Linked DNA regions of Homo sapiens: region 1 is linked to region 2. A link is a contact called in ENCODE Hi-C or POLR2A ChIA-PET data. All regions are on one chromosome and are shown on one strand. Each heading gives the region's core, a stretch centred on a gene start or an enhancer-like site at or near the end of the contact. The rest is flanking DNA. Distances are from core to core; before and after follow the strand shown.

Evidence for each region. A loop is a pair of places that touch in the nucleus more often than their neighbours do. ChIA-PET counts read pairs that join two places held with the same protein, here RNA polymerase II (POLR2A). Pooled maps may share reads with other maps.
Region 1: a loop to region 2 is called in a map with no recorded cell type, with 13 times the contacts of the local background. The contact joins two enhancer-like sites. A Hi-C loop is called at or near these places in 1 of 168 maps with a recorded cell type or tissue (heart left ventricle), 10 of 37 single-sample maps with no recorded cell type and 9 of 50 pooled maps. POLR2A ChIA-PET finds 5 or more read pairs at or near these places in 2 of 52 experiments (activated B cell and activated T-cell).

Annotation. Positions count from the first base shown.
Region 1 is chr16:48,627,235-48,633,823 of GRCh38, reverse strand. The region is part of intron 1 of LOC105371240 (a long non-coding RNA gene); the gene reads right to left. Among named protein-coding and RNA genes, the nearest start is that of N4BP1, 20 kb to the right of the region's middle. RefSeq lists enhancers at 3,547-4,046, 4,047-4,548. Within about 2 kb of position 3,348, at least 2 of the 41 ENCODE cell types and tissues checked have a DNase peak (open chromatin) inside an H3K27ac peak, as active enhancers do.
Region 2 is chr16:48,426,811-48,433,602 of GRCh38, reverse strand. No RefSeq gene overlaps it. Among named protein-coding and RNA genes, the nearest start is that of SIAH1, 45 kb to the right of the region's middle. RefSeq lists enhancers at 1,041-1,160, 972-1,516, 2,408-2,597, 6,513-6,572. Within about 2 kb of position 1,347, at least 6 of the 41 ENCODE cell types and tissues checked have a DNase peak (open chromatin) inside an H3K27ac peak, as active enhancers do.

The sequences.
Region 1 (6,589 bases), core at 2,099-4,598, 200 kb before region 2:
CACAACATTCCTCAGGCCTGCAGAACATCTTACTGCTGGCCACAGAGCTCTCCTGCAGACATTTTCATCTTCTGCTCTTTCTGCTGAAAATGATCTCCCTGCGTCTTTTTTTTTTAAGAGTCTTGCTATGTTGCCTGGGCTGGTCTTGAACACCTGGATTCCAGATATCCTCCCGCCTCTGCCTTCTTGGTAGCTAAGATTACAGGCATGAGCTGTGCTATTCAGGTTCCCCTGCCTCTCATCAGGCTTGTTCCTACCTTCCTTGGGGACGTCCTCCAGGAAGCCTTCCTTAGCTTCACACCAGGCTGGGTGAGCTGCCTCATATCTGTGTTCACATATCAACTTGTGCTGATCTTGGTCGGCTTTTCTGACTCGGCCATGAGATCATGTGAGCCTTGAGGACGGAGTTTTGTCTTATTTTATAATCCCAGTGAGGCTGGGTGCAGTGGTGTGCATCAGTAAACCCAGGTTCTGCAGTGAGCTATGCAGTGAGCTATGATAATATCTGTGAATAGCCACTACACTCTAGGTTGGGCAACAGAGCAAGACCCCATCTTTAGAAAATAAAAACAGGCCAGGCACAGTGGTTCACATCGGTAATCCCAGGACTTTGGGAGGCCAAGGTGGGTGGATCACCTGAGCTCAGGAGTTTGAGACCAGCTTGGCCAGCATGGCAAAACCCCATCTCTACTGAAAATACAAAAATTAGCTTGGCACGGTGGCGCATGCCTGTAACCCCAGCTACTCAGGAGGCTGAGGCTGGAGAATCGCTTGGACCTGGGAGGCGGAGGTTGCAGTGAGCTGAGATCGTGCCACTGCACTCTGGCTTGGGTGACAGAGCAAGACCCCATCTCAGAAAAAAAAAAAAAGTAAATAATAAATAACAAAACAAATTAAATTTATTATTTAAATTTTTTAAATAACAAATGATAATCCCAGTGAGGATACATCATCTAAATAGTAGGCACTTAGTAAATAAGAAGGGAAGGAAAGCAGGAAGAAGGGAAGAGGGAAAGCAGAAAAGAAGAAAGAAAGGTCTCAAATGCTCAGCTCTCTTTCTGGGCACATGGTGGGGCTGCACCTCTCCACCCACTTGAGCTCGTGCACGGCCATGTGATCTGCTTTGGCCCATGAAGTATGAGTGAAAATGACATGTGTCACTTTTAGGCAGAAGCAGACAGGTCAGTCTGTGGTCTCCATCCTCTTTTTACTGCCTGCTGGGTCACAGAAGCACTTGTTGAGATGGAGTCTCTGTCACACAAGGCCCCTGAGTGACTAAGACAAGCAGAGCCCCTGGTGGACCTGCAGTGGACACACAGCATGGGGTGAGAAAGACACTCTGTTCTTTTGAACTGCTGAGAGTTTAGGGTTTATTATTAACCTAGCACAACCACGTCTCTTCTTTTTTTTTTTTTTTTTTGAGATGGAGTTTCACTCTTGTTCCTCAGGCTGGAATGCAGTGGCGTGATCTCAGATCACTACAACCTCCACCTCCCAGGTTCCAGCGATTCTCCTGCCTCAGCCTCCTGAGTAGCTGAGATTACAGGTGCCCACCCAAAGTACTGGGATTATGGGTGTGACCCACCTTGCCCAGCCACGTCTCTTCTTTTCTTTTTTAATTTCAACTTTTGTTTTAGATGCAGAGGATATACATGCAGGTTTGTTACATGGGTATATTGCATGATGCCGAAGTTTAAGGTACGATTGATTCTGTCACAAGCATAGGACCCAATAAGTAGTTTTCCAACCCCTGCAGCTCTCTTCCTCTACCCTCTAGGAGTCCCCAGTGTCTATTGTTTCCATCTTTGTGTCCCAATACCCAATATTTTGCTCCCACTTATAAGTAAGAACATGGGGTATTTGGTTTTCTGTTTCTATGTTAATTCAAGTGCAGTTGGTTTGAGGTATCAGGGAAAATCGCATCTTTTTACCCTTCTATTTGCTAAGAATATCAGACACTACCTTGCCTTTCCCACTGCTATACAATTTCAATTCCAATTGTCTGTTTTCCATAGATTCTTGCAAAGATGCTATAAGGTGAACAGGTGAAATATTATTTATTTATTTATTTTTTTTTTTTTTTGAGACGGAGTCTCGCTCTGTCGCCCAGGCTGGAGTGCAGTGGCGGGATCTCGGCTCACTGCAAGCTCCGCCTCCCGGGTTCACGCCATTCTCCTGCCTCAGCCTCCCAAGTAGCTGGGACTACAGGCGCCCGCCACTACGCCCGGCTAATTTTTTGTATTTTTAGTAGAGACGGGGTTTCACCGTTTTAGCCGGGATGGTCTCGATCTCCTGACCTCGTGATCCGCCCGCCTCGGCCTCCCAAAGTGCTGGGATTACAGGCGTGAGCCACCGCGCCCGGCCCAGGTGAAATATTATTATCCTCCACCTACAAACTAAGAAAAAGAACCTGAATGACTGCCCGGGACTCCCTGGGTAGGAGAGAGGGGAGCTAACACCAGAGCCCAGGTCCCCAGCTCCCCACCCAGGGCTTCACTGCTTGGCTCCAGTCAATAAAATAGCACAGGTCTAAAGAGTCTAAAATCTGGAGGTCCCCACCAGAAAGGGATCCTTCTTTTTTTAAAAAGGAAATATATCCAAAGGTTAGAATCAGGCCAGGCGCGGTGGCTCACACCTGTAATCTCAACACTTTGGGAGGCCAAGGCAGGTTGATCACTTGAGGTCAGGAGTTCGAGACTTGCCTGGCCAACATGGTGAATCCCCCATCTCTACTAAAAATACAAAAATTAGCGGGGAATGGTGGCAAGTGCCTGTAATCCCAGTTACTCGGTAGGCTGAGGCAAGAGAATCGCTTGAACTTGGGAAGCAGAGGTTGCAGTGAGCCGAGATTGCACCACTGCACTCCAGCCTGGGTGACAGAGTGAGACCCCTTCTCAAAAAAAAAGAAAAAAAGGGTTGGAATCGTGGACTTTAAAGCCCGACTGCCCAAGCTGGCCCCAGCTCCAGCCCTCACTACCCAGAGATCATGAGCATAGCTCCCTCTCTCTCAAGCTCCATTCCTCCAGGCCTGTAACACTGGGATAATAATAGTATCTACTTCTTACTCTTGTGAGTTTTAAATAAACAAATCCATGAAGAAGACTTGGCATGGCGTCTGGCATATAATAAAGGCTCGCTGAGATTTCTCTATGACTACCCTGTTATCACAGTTCTTTCCATTTAAACAGCCGCCTTCCAGGACTGTAATGCCAGGCTGCTGCCACAAGGTGGCACTGTTGTCTCTGGCCACCCTTCCTGAGTCGCTAAAGCTTCATTTCTCAAAATGCCAAGTTGAGTCAGGACGGAAGGAGAACCCAGAAAAAGATGACAGAGTCCGAGAACTCCAGACAAAAACGTGACTTCCTTGTCACATCAAAAATGATGAAACTGCTTCCGTCTTTTATCTCTGCTCTTTCTTGTAGCTGGATCCCCACACCTCAGAATAGGCTGAAGCAGCTGGTAAAATTGGGCTGCCCAGCCCCAACCCCACACCACGGGTATAACTGGGCGGGGGGTCCTAGTGGAAGGTGATTGAATCCACTGCTGTAGAGAAGGGCTTCTAGGGCTGTAGCACGCTTACGCCTCACCTGGGCACCTTATGAAAATGCAGATTCCGATTCTCAGCCTCTCTGTGCCTTATTTCCTTCATCTCAAAATAGGGAATAATAATGGCACCTACTTCAGGGAGTTATTATGCAGAAAAAGATGACAGCATGATCAGTTAAGTGATTAATTGAATAAGCAGGGCACATGGCGAGTGTCCTTGCAAGCTTTTATGTTAGAGAGAAAAAAAAGGTCAGGCTTGGGGCTGTGGGATGGGGCCTGGCACTGTGCATTTCTTTTTTGTTTGTTTGTTTTTGTTTTTGTTCTTTGAGACGAATTCTTCACTCTGTAGCCCAAGCTGGAGTGCAGTGGTGCAATCTCAGCTTACCGCAACCTCCACCTCCGGGGGCTCAAGCGATTCTCGTGCCTCAGCCTCCCAAGTAGGTGGGACTGCAGGCGCGTATCACCACGCCCAGCTAATTTTTTGTATGTCAGTAGAGACGGGGTTTCACCATGTTGCCCAGGGTCATTCCGAACTTCTGAGCTCAGGAGATCCGCCCGCCTCGGCCTCCCATTACAGGTGTGAGCCACCGCGCCCAGCCAGCACTGTGCATTTCTAACAAGCTCTTGAGTGAGGTCTGTGCTGCGGTTCCGGGCCCCATACTCTGAGGACCTGGCCCATTTGTGGCAAATGGAATTGGCGACCTCTTGGAAGTCAAGGCTGCAGTGAGCCGAGTTCCTTATGCATGCCGGTTCACCCAGCCGCACAACAGCCCTGTGAAATCAGTGTCATTGTTGCCGTTTTATGGATGATAAATGAAAACATTAAGTAACTGTCCCAAGGTTGTAACAGCTAATTATTAGCAGAGCCGGAACTCAAACACAATACACTCTGCTAAATCAAATGTTATTGTTTTATGTTGAATTAAAGTAAACGTGGCCCAGCTTTCCCTCCCTGACTTCTCAAGACAAAGAGAAAAGATCACGGAGGCAGCAGAGAGTGGAAAGGAGGGCAGCGCCTGGAGCCAAATCTATCGGACTCACAGTCTGTCCAGTCAGGAGCTGTGTGACCCTGACGAGTTGCTCAGCCTCTCTGTGCCTTATTTTCTTCATCTCAAAATAGGGAATAATAATGGCACCTACTTCGGGGAGTTATTATGCAGAAAAAGATGACAGCATGATCAATTAAGTGATAAATTAAATAAGCAGGACACATGGTGAGTGCTCAGTCATTGTCTGCACCGAGGGCTTATGTCCAAGGCTGTGAGAACTGCAGGGACCCATGATCTCCACTTTGGGCTTTAGGGAGCTCACAGTCTGATGAGGGAGAGTGGGGAAAGTGATCGCAGAAGGCCCATCGGAGCACCCATGGGGAGCAATCACCACCACGCAGCTCAGCATAAGGCAGCCACCAGCACCCCACAGGAACTGTCAAAGCTCATCTGTATGTTCATCTGCTCCTACACTCCCCAAACAAGTTTAACACCTTGAGTGAGTCCACTCATTATGGATGCAACGAGACCACAGAGGACATGAGATGGAGGCTGTGAATCCACTAGGCCCTTTGTTCCAAAAGACTCTTGCAGCAGGAGCTGACCACAACGCGAATGACTGCAGTGTGTAAAGACATGATTTGTACCATCAGGCCTCTAAATGCACACCTGCGACTTCACATGGTGCCTCAACAGTGATCCATTCCAAGGCCGGAGGAGAAACAGCCTCGCATTTACTGAGATAAGGTGGCTGGTCTCAAATGTGGGGCCTGGCTGTTTTCAAGGGTGAGTCTAGACACTCTTTACTCTGTAGTTGCAGTTTAAACCCTGGGTAATTTGAGCCTGCTCATCTGGGTCATAGTTAACAATGTGTCTTCAAGAGACTGGAAACAAACTGCCCTTCAGGAAACCAGGTACAGTCTCAGCTACTCTGGACGCTGGGGTAGCAGGATCCCTTGAGCCCAGGAGTTCAAGGCTATAGTGCACTATGATTGCACCTGTGAATAGCCACTGCACTCCAGCCTGGGCAACATCGGGAGACCTCATCTCTAAAAATTAATAAAATAAATGCCCATCATTAGGGAACTAGTGAAAGAAATTGTAAAATAAGCTGCTTGAGCAGATAAAAGCAATAGAATGTGGGGGCTCTCAATGTTCTTATATAGATAGATTTCGTCCTATGAAAATAACAAGCTACGGCTGGGCATGGTGGTTCACACCTGTAATCCCAGCACTTTGGGAAGCTGAGGCAGGCAGATCATCACCTGAGGTCAGGAGTTCGAGACCAGCTTGGCCAACATGGCGAAACCCCATCTCTACTAAAAATATAAAAATTAGCTGGGCATGGTGGCATGCACCTGTAATCCCAGCTACTAGGAGGCTGAGGCAGGAGAATTGTGTGAACCCAGGAGGTGGAGGTTGCAGTGAGCAGAGATCACACTACTTCACTCCAGCCTGGGTGACAGATTGAGACTCCATCTCAAAAATAAAAATAAAAATAAATAAAATAAAATGTAGAAAGATAGTCCCAGCAACTAAGGAGTCTGAGGCAGGAGAATCACTTGAGCCCAGGAGTTTGAGGCTGAAGTGACCCTTGATCGTTCCACTGCACGCCACCTTGGGCAACAGATTGAAACCCCAACGCACATACAAAAAAAAAGGTGGAAAGTTCCACAAAAAACAAACAGTAGTGGTTATCCCTAAGGGAGTCCACTAGGAAGACGGGGGACAGAGACAGAGAGAGCAGTGCAGGTAGGAGCAGACCCAGTTGCCCCTGGTTGCCTTGTTATTGTTTTATGCTGAATTAAAGTAAACGTGGCCCAGCTTTCCCTCCCTGACTTCCCAAGACAAAGAGAAAAGGCCACAGAGGCAGCAGAGAGTAGAAAGGAGGGCAACGCCTGGAGCCAAACCTCCCGGACTCACAATCTGCCATTCAGGAGCTGTGTGACCCTGATGAGTTGCTCAGCCTCTCTGTGCATTATTTTCTTCATCTCAAAATAGGGAATAATAATGGCACCTACTTCAGGGAGTTATAATGCAGAAAAAGATGACAG
Region 2 (6,792 bases), core at 98-2,597:
CTGTTCAGGCAGGTGCAAATATGGATTGGTAGTGGGGTAAGGAGGACCGTGGAGAAACAGATCGGGCTGGAGAGGTCAACCAGGCCTCGTGGCCAGGGAGAAGTTCTGACCCGGGGGTCTGATCAATAACTGATGGCAGGCTGATTAGAGGACCTCCCACCCCCGCAGAGGCTCCCTGTCCCCCTGCGCAGTTCTCACCTCCCCACCAAGGCAGAAAGACTCAGCACAGCTGCCTCTTATGTGCAAGCTGGAGGAGACAAGCAGGGCTCCAGGTGGGAGTCACAGAGGCCCTTGGTTGGTGCAAAATTGAGGAAACTAGGACACCTGCTCTCTGCCTGACAGAACTCTACAAACTGCAGCCTGAGTGTGCACAGCATTAAAACTGTGATTTCAGGCCGGGCATGGTGGCGCATACCTGTAATCCCAGCACTTTGGGAGGCCGAGGTGGGTGGATCACTTGAGGCCAGGAGTTCGAGACCAGCCTGGGCAACATGGCAAAACTCTGTCTCTACTAAAACTGCAAAAATTAGTCAGGCATGGTGGCACATGCCTGTAATCCCAGCTACTCGGGAGTCTGAGGCATGAGAAGCACTTGAACCTGGGAGGTGGAGGTTGCAGTGAGCCGAGATGGCGCCACTGCACTCCAGCCTGGGCAACAGAGTGAGACTCCATCTCAAAAAAACAAAAACAACTATCATCTGAGCCAAAGAGAATGCAAAATCCGGCAGCATGGATTCAGGACTCAGGGCTCTATCCCGGGGAGCATCTCTCCAGGCCAGGTATAAGCATTCAATAAATATGCTAACTTTTTATTTACTCTTTATTTTATTTATTTGTTTGTTTATTTTTGTAGGGAACAGGGCCTCGCTATGTTGCCCAGACTGGTCTTGAACTCCTGGCCTCAAGTGATCCTCCTGTTTTGGCCTCTCAAAGCGCTGGGATTACAGGGATCAGCCACTGCCCCTATGTTAACTTCTTTACATATTAATGCCCCATCCCCAGAGCCAATAAGATTACCAGCTTCATGAGGGCAAAGACAGTGTCTCTGCCACCTTTATAGCCCTCTTAACTGTTGGCATCCTGCTTTGAAGTTCCACAGAACTGAGTTCTGTGCCAAGCTGGGCTACTTCCTGCTGTGTGACCTGACAAGCCACTCGTCCTCTCTGACTCTGGAGAACAGGGATGATCAAGCCCAGGCCAGAGTGTTGGAAGGATCTTTGAGTGACTGCCACTCCCCTGCACTCCATTGAGGCAGCAATTGTGACTATTGTTATTGTGATCTCTAAGTGGATGAGGAAGTAGACCTTGTGTGAAACTTCCCCTTTCTGGGTTTCCAGTTTCTTCAGCTGTAAACAAAGGTGCTCGACTTGTCTTTGGTTCCACTTGGAATATCTCTGTGAACAGAAGAGATGTTCCAGGATCTTCTTGCAAGAGGAGTCTCCTGGCTGCTGGCTTCCCAAGAAGCACCCTTGCCCTAGGATCCATGGAAGTGATAAGAAACACGGTGGTCCTAAGTTCTTAGACTCTTAGAGCAAAAAGTTCATGAATCCTTCCAAGGATGGGCTTTAGGGGTGGCCCAGGAGCCTCCTAAATTGGGTGCAAAATGTTATGAATACATTTAATAGGGAGAAGGCCCTATTAATTGCCATTTTAATTCACAAAATCTGTCTACTCTCCTAAAGGGTCCTTGAAGGTGTGCGCTGAATCTCCAGGACTCAGCCTAGTGTATATTTTTGTGGAGTGAAGTAAATGAACATTTGTGAGCTGACATCCTGCTTCAGCTGTGTGTTTTGTCCAAGGTGTGAAAAAGACCTGAATTTAAGGTGACTTCTGTTAATTCCATGGCAAACCTCTTTCAACAGACAAAATTACAACAAGTTTAGTTTAAAGATCTTAATTGGCTTTTATTTGTGATTCCAGAATCAGGCAACACTTATTTCATAAGACAGATGAGTGCTCTGACAAGCTGAGCAGAGGAGCTTGGTTTTATTTTATTTTTTTAATTAATTAATTTTTTTTTTTTTGAGATGGAGTCTCGCTCTGTCTCTTAGGCTGGAGTGCAGTGGCGCCATCTCAGCTCACTGCAACCTCCACTTCCCGGGTTCAAGCGATTCTCCTGCCTCAGACTCCCGAGTAGCTGGCATCAGAGGCATGCACCACCGCGCCCAGCTAATTTTTGTATTTTTAGTAGAGATGGGGTTTCACCACATTGCCCAGGATGATCTTGAACATGTGACCTCAGGTAATCCGGCCACCTCGGCCTCCCAAAGTGCTGGGATTACGGGCGTGAGCCACCACACTTGGCCCGGAACTTGGTTTTATAAACAGAGGGGCTGAGGGAAGCAGAAAGAGAAAACAGAAAGTGAATAGGTCATTTCAAAGCCACTTTTCTTGTAAAGGTTAAAGCAGAGGGGACTTTTTTTTATCATGCCAGCTAAAACCAGACTGTTTGGGGATTTGGCTATTATCGCTCTCTCTCTGTCCTGATTTCTTGGAAGGTCAGATAAACAACTTACTTTCAGTTTGGTGGTGTGGAACTTCACATGAGTGACTCCATTCTGGTTTGGTCTGTTGAGCCTGGTGCGGGAGCTCGGTCCAAACCAATGGCCTCCTAAAAATCTTATTTCATACCCCAATAATTTTTAGATTACAACATCCTACTGTTTATCAAATTTTATGCAGGTTCCTATACTCCTCTGTATTCCCCTTGCCTCATAATGTCTACAAATGCTGATGAGTATAAACTGTTTAAATCATAAAATATATTAAAAATAATTCTGTTGGGACATCTTTAAGACTCTCCTAGCACCATTGAAAGTTGTTGGTGCTTCCCCCATGGTACTGAAAAACTGAGATTTAGAAATACCATTGCCTACTTTAGGAATATAGTTTAAGGGAAAATGTGGGTTATAGCCTGTGTCCTAGAAACATTTCAAAGCCAAAAGGTCTTTTAGACATTCTGTGGGTCTTGGTGACATGGTTTGGTAGCCAGGGCAAAGAGGTGCTCTGGCCTCAAAACATCAGAAGGCCCTTCTCAGCACTGCTTGACTATATCATACAATGTAGTGCTTGTTTATTGTCTTGTATTATTTTTATTTTTATTTTTTTTAGTTTCCTTCCATCCTGGTCAATTGCATTGTTTTTAAGGTCTGTATTATTAAAATAATAGATGCACAAGGTAATAAATTATTATTATTATTATTATTCTGAGACAGAGTCTTGCTCTGTGCCCAGGCTGGGTGGAGTGCAGTGGTGCGATCTCGGCTCACTGCAACCTCTGCCGCCTGGGTTCAAGCGATTCTCCTGCCTCAGCCACCCGACTACAGGTGTGCACCACCATGTCCAGCTACGCTTTTGTATTTTTAGTAGAGACAGGGTTTTGCCATGTTGCCCAGCCTGGTCTCAAACTCCTAAGCTCAGGCAATCAGCCCGCCTCAGCCTCCCAAAGTGCTAGGATTACAGGTGTGAGCCACTGCACCTGGCCTACATGGTAATAAATTAAATAGCTCAGTATTACTGATGACAACAGTCTTCCATCCCATGCCTCCCAACCTCAGAAGCTGTCTTTTCACCACTAGAAATCTGAGAATCTGAGACCTTTTTTTTTTTTTTTTTTTTTTTGAGATGAGGTCTCTCTATGTTGCCCAAGCTGGTCTTGAACTCCTGGGCTCAAGTGATCCTCCTGCCTCAGCCTCCCAAAGTGCTGGGATTGCAGGCATGAGCCACTGCACCCAGCTTAGGATCTGAATTTTTTTTTTTTTTTGAGATGGAGTCTCACTCTATTGCCCAGGCTGAAGTGCAGTGGTGCCATCTCGGCTCACTGCAACCTCTGCCTCCCAGGTTCAAGCGATTCTCCTGCCTCAGCCTCCCAAGTAGCTGGGATTACAGGCGTGTGCCACCATGCCCAGCTAATTTTTGTATTTTTAGTAGACACGGGGTTTTGCCATGTTGGCCAGGCTGGTCTTGACCTCCTAACCTCAGGTGATTCTCCTGCCTCAGCCTCCCAAAGTGCTGGGATTACAGGTGTGAGCCACTGCACCTGGCCTGGATTTGAATTCTTTAGGTGGCTAATTCCACCTTGGAAGACATCTATTGACTCATACAATGAAACATGAGAATTTAACGCTCACTTTACCTCCCTAGTTTCCTCCATGTTTGACACTTCTAGTATTACTTTTACTTCATCTATTGGTTACTATTGTTCATTTACATATTCCGGATTTTATATCTTCTCCATCAACCTGACAAACTCTCTTCACTCCTCACTTTGTAAGACAGAACCCATTAGCATTTTCTTCACACTTTTTCCTCCACTTCCCATACTTCTTTTCTCAGCTACACTTATAGTACAACATAAAGAAAAATGCACATATCATGAGAACAGCTTGATGAATTTTCATAAATGGAACTGGTTTCGTAAATAGAACTGTTACAGTAGGTAGCTAGACATGAGCAGGCAGAAGAGGCCATCTCCCGCCATGACTGGCAGGCATCTGTCAGGTGATGGTCAGGCAGTTGTTACACTGTCTCACAGAGATCATTACTGGTCACAGCCAGCACCAGGCAAAGGTAGTCTCCCAACAGATAGAAAAACCCTGAAGCTGGTGATTAGCTTCCTAATAAGATCTCAGAAGCTGGGTGAGTGGGCTCACACAGGCACACTAAGAGGCAAAATTAGAGTTTAACTGGTTCCTTATAGGAACACGCAATTGGTAAGGGAAGACGTCTCAAGTGAGCATGTGCACAGCTCCAGGAAACACACTGTGCATGCTCCTTTCCCAAGTGCTGGCAGGCCACTGCAGCTGCGGACAGCCCACCCCAAGGGAAGAATCAGGGAGAAGGGAACCAACACCCCCAGAAACATGCCAACATATAAAACCCCAAGTCAAAGGTCAAAACAGTGCATTTGATCTCTCAAGTCACCCACTTGGCCCTCTTCCAAGTGTACTTTACTTCCTTCCATTCCTGCTCTAAAACTTTTTAATAGGCTGAGCATGGTGGCTCATGCCTGTAATCCCAGCACTTTGGGAGGCCTAGGCAGGCAGTTCATTTGAGGCCAAGGAGTTCAAGACCAGCCTGGCCAACATGGTGAAACCCCATTTCTACTAAAAATACAAAAATTGGCCAGGCACAGTGGCTCATGCTTGTAATCCCAGCACTTTGGGAGGCTGAGGCAGGTGGATCACCTGAAGTCAGGAGTTTGAGACCAGCTGGCCAACATGGTGAAACCCTGTCTCTACTAAAAATACAAAAAATTAGTTGGGCATGGTGACAGGCCCCTGTAATACCAGCTACTCAGGAGGCTGAGGCAGGAGAATTGCTTGAACCCAGGGGGTGGCGGTTGCAGTGAGCTGAGATGGTGCCACTGCACTCCAGCCTGGGCAACAGAATGAGACTCCATCTCAAAAAAAAACAAAAAAAAAAAATCTGGATCATGAGCCATGGCTACAAGGGAAGGGGGCCTGGAAACAGAGTCTGCAATGGAAACAGAATCATTCATCATTCATGCATCAGCCCTTAAGATGGCACACAGGCAGCCTCAAACAAAATCTGGTTCCATTAGGAAAAAAGAAGGGAAAGAATCGTTTAGGGGTAGGTAACTGTTTGCATCTACCACAGACACCCACATCTATACAAGAGGTACACACATTCTTGTGAAACTCACACGCTTGCCCTCACACCTGCCCAAGCAGAGAGAAGAGGCTCCCCTCTCTGCTCCCAGAGCCCCCGTGGACACCTCAGTGTTGGTGTTAATTACCCGGCTTGGAGCTGCTTGGTCTCTGTCTTGTCTCAGAACTGTGAATTCCACGGAGGAGGGATTGTGTGGTCATCTTGGAATCTCCAGAGCCTGACCTCCAATAGGGCATTTGAGACCTACTGAGGAATGAGGGAAAGACAGGAGAGAGGGAGAGGTGGAGGGAGGCAGGATAGGCAGGAGAAACAAGGGAGTCATTGGTATCTTTTGGATTAACTTTTCTGGCCCCTGAGAACAATGTCTGTTGGTTTTGGATTCTGGAGCTTTTAGTATAGTCTGGTCTAAATTGGAGTTCACAGAACACCCAGAATGCAAAGCGAACATGGCTTCTTTAGTTTTTCAGTGTCCGATGAGCTCTTTACATTGCAGAGAGGTGAGGGTGAGAAAGGAGAGCTGCGTCTGCTCCATCTGTGTCTGTGTCTGGCAAACAGGAGCCCAGGGCAATGATTTCTCAGCTACTTTAAGGCCCACCCCTTCTCTTCCCCAGGATGGTGCCTTGGTACAGAGGGTCACTGAGTCCTGGAGATGACAGAAGGGTCATTCCCATCTAGGTAGGGTCCTATGGACGTGCATTGGTCTCTGAAGCTGAGCATCTCCCTGCCCCTGCCCCTGGGACTGGCGATGCTGAAGTGTGAGTGTACGTCTGGCACCATCCGTGCTCTGGGCCATAGAGGCCTCAGCACCCAGCCAGGCCTCTGAGGGTCCACAGGCTCTCTCAGGCTCTCTGCATCTCCTTGCTGGGACCTGGGGAAACCTCCAGGTCCCTGAATGCCACACCTTGAAGAGCCAAGGGGTTCTGCCCTAGACTCATTTTTGTAGCTGTGTTTGACACCACGTTCTCTTCAGTCTCTTGTTAAAAATGTTGCCAAACCACAGGATAGGCCTCCCAGGGCTGGCAGCCTCCCCCAGACAGTGTCCAGGGAAGCAAATCATGAGCCTTCATGTCTTCAGGCTCCATTGCTCCCAGCTGGGTGAGCCTGAATCCCCTTCTCACCTAGGCAGAGCCCCAAAGAGAAACAAACATGAAGGGCCCAACC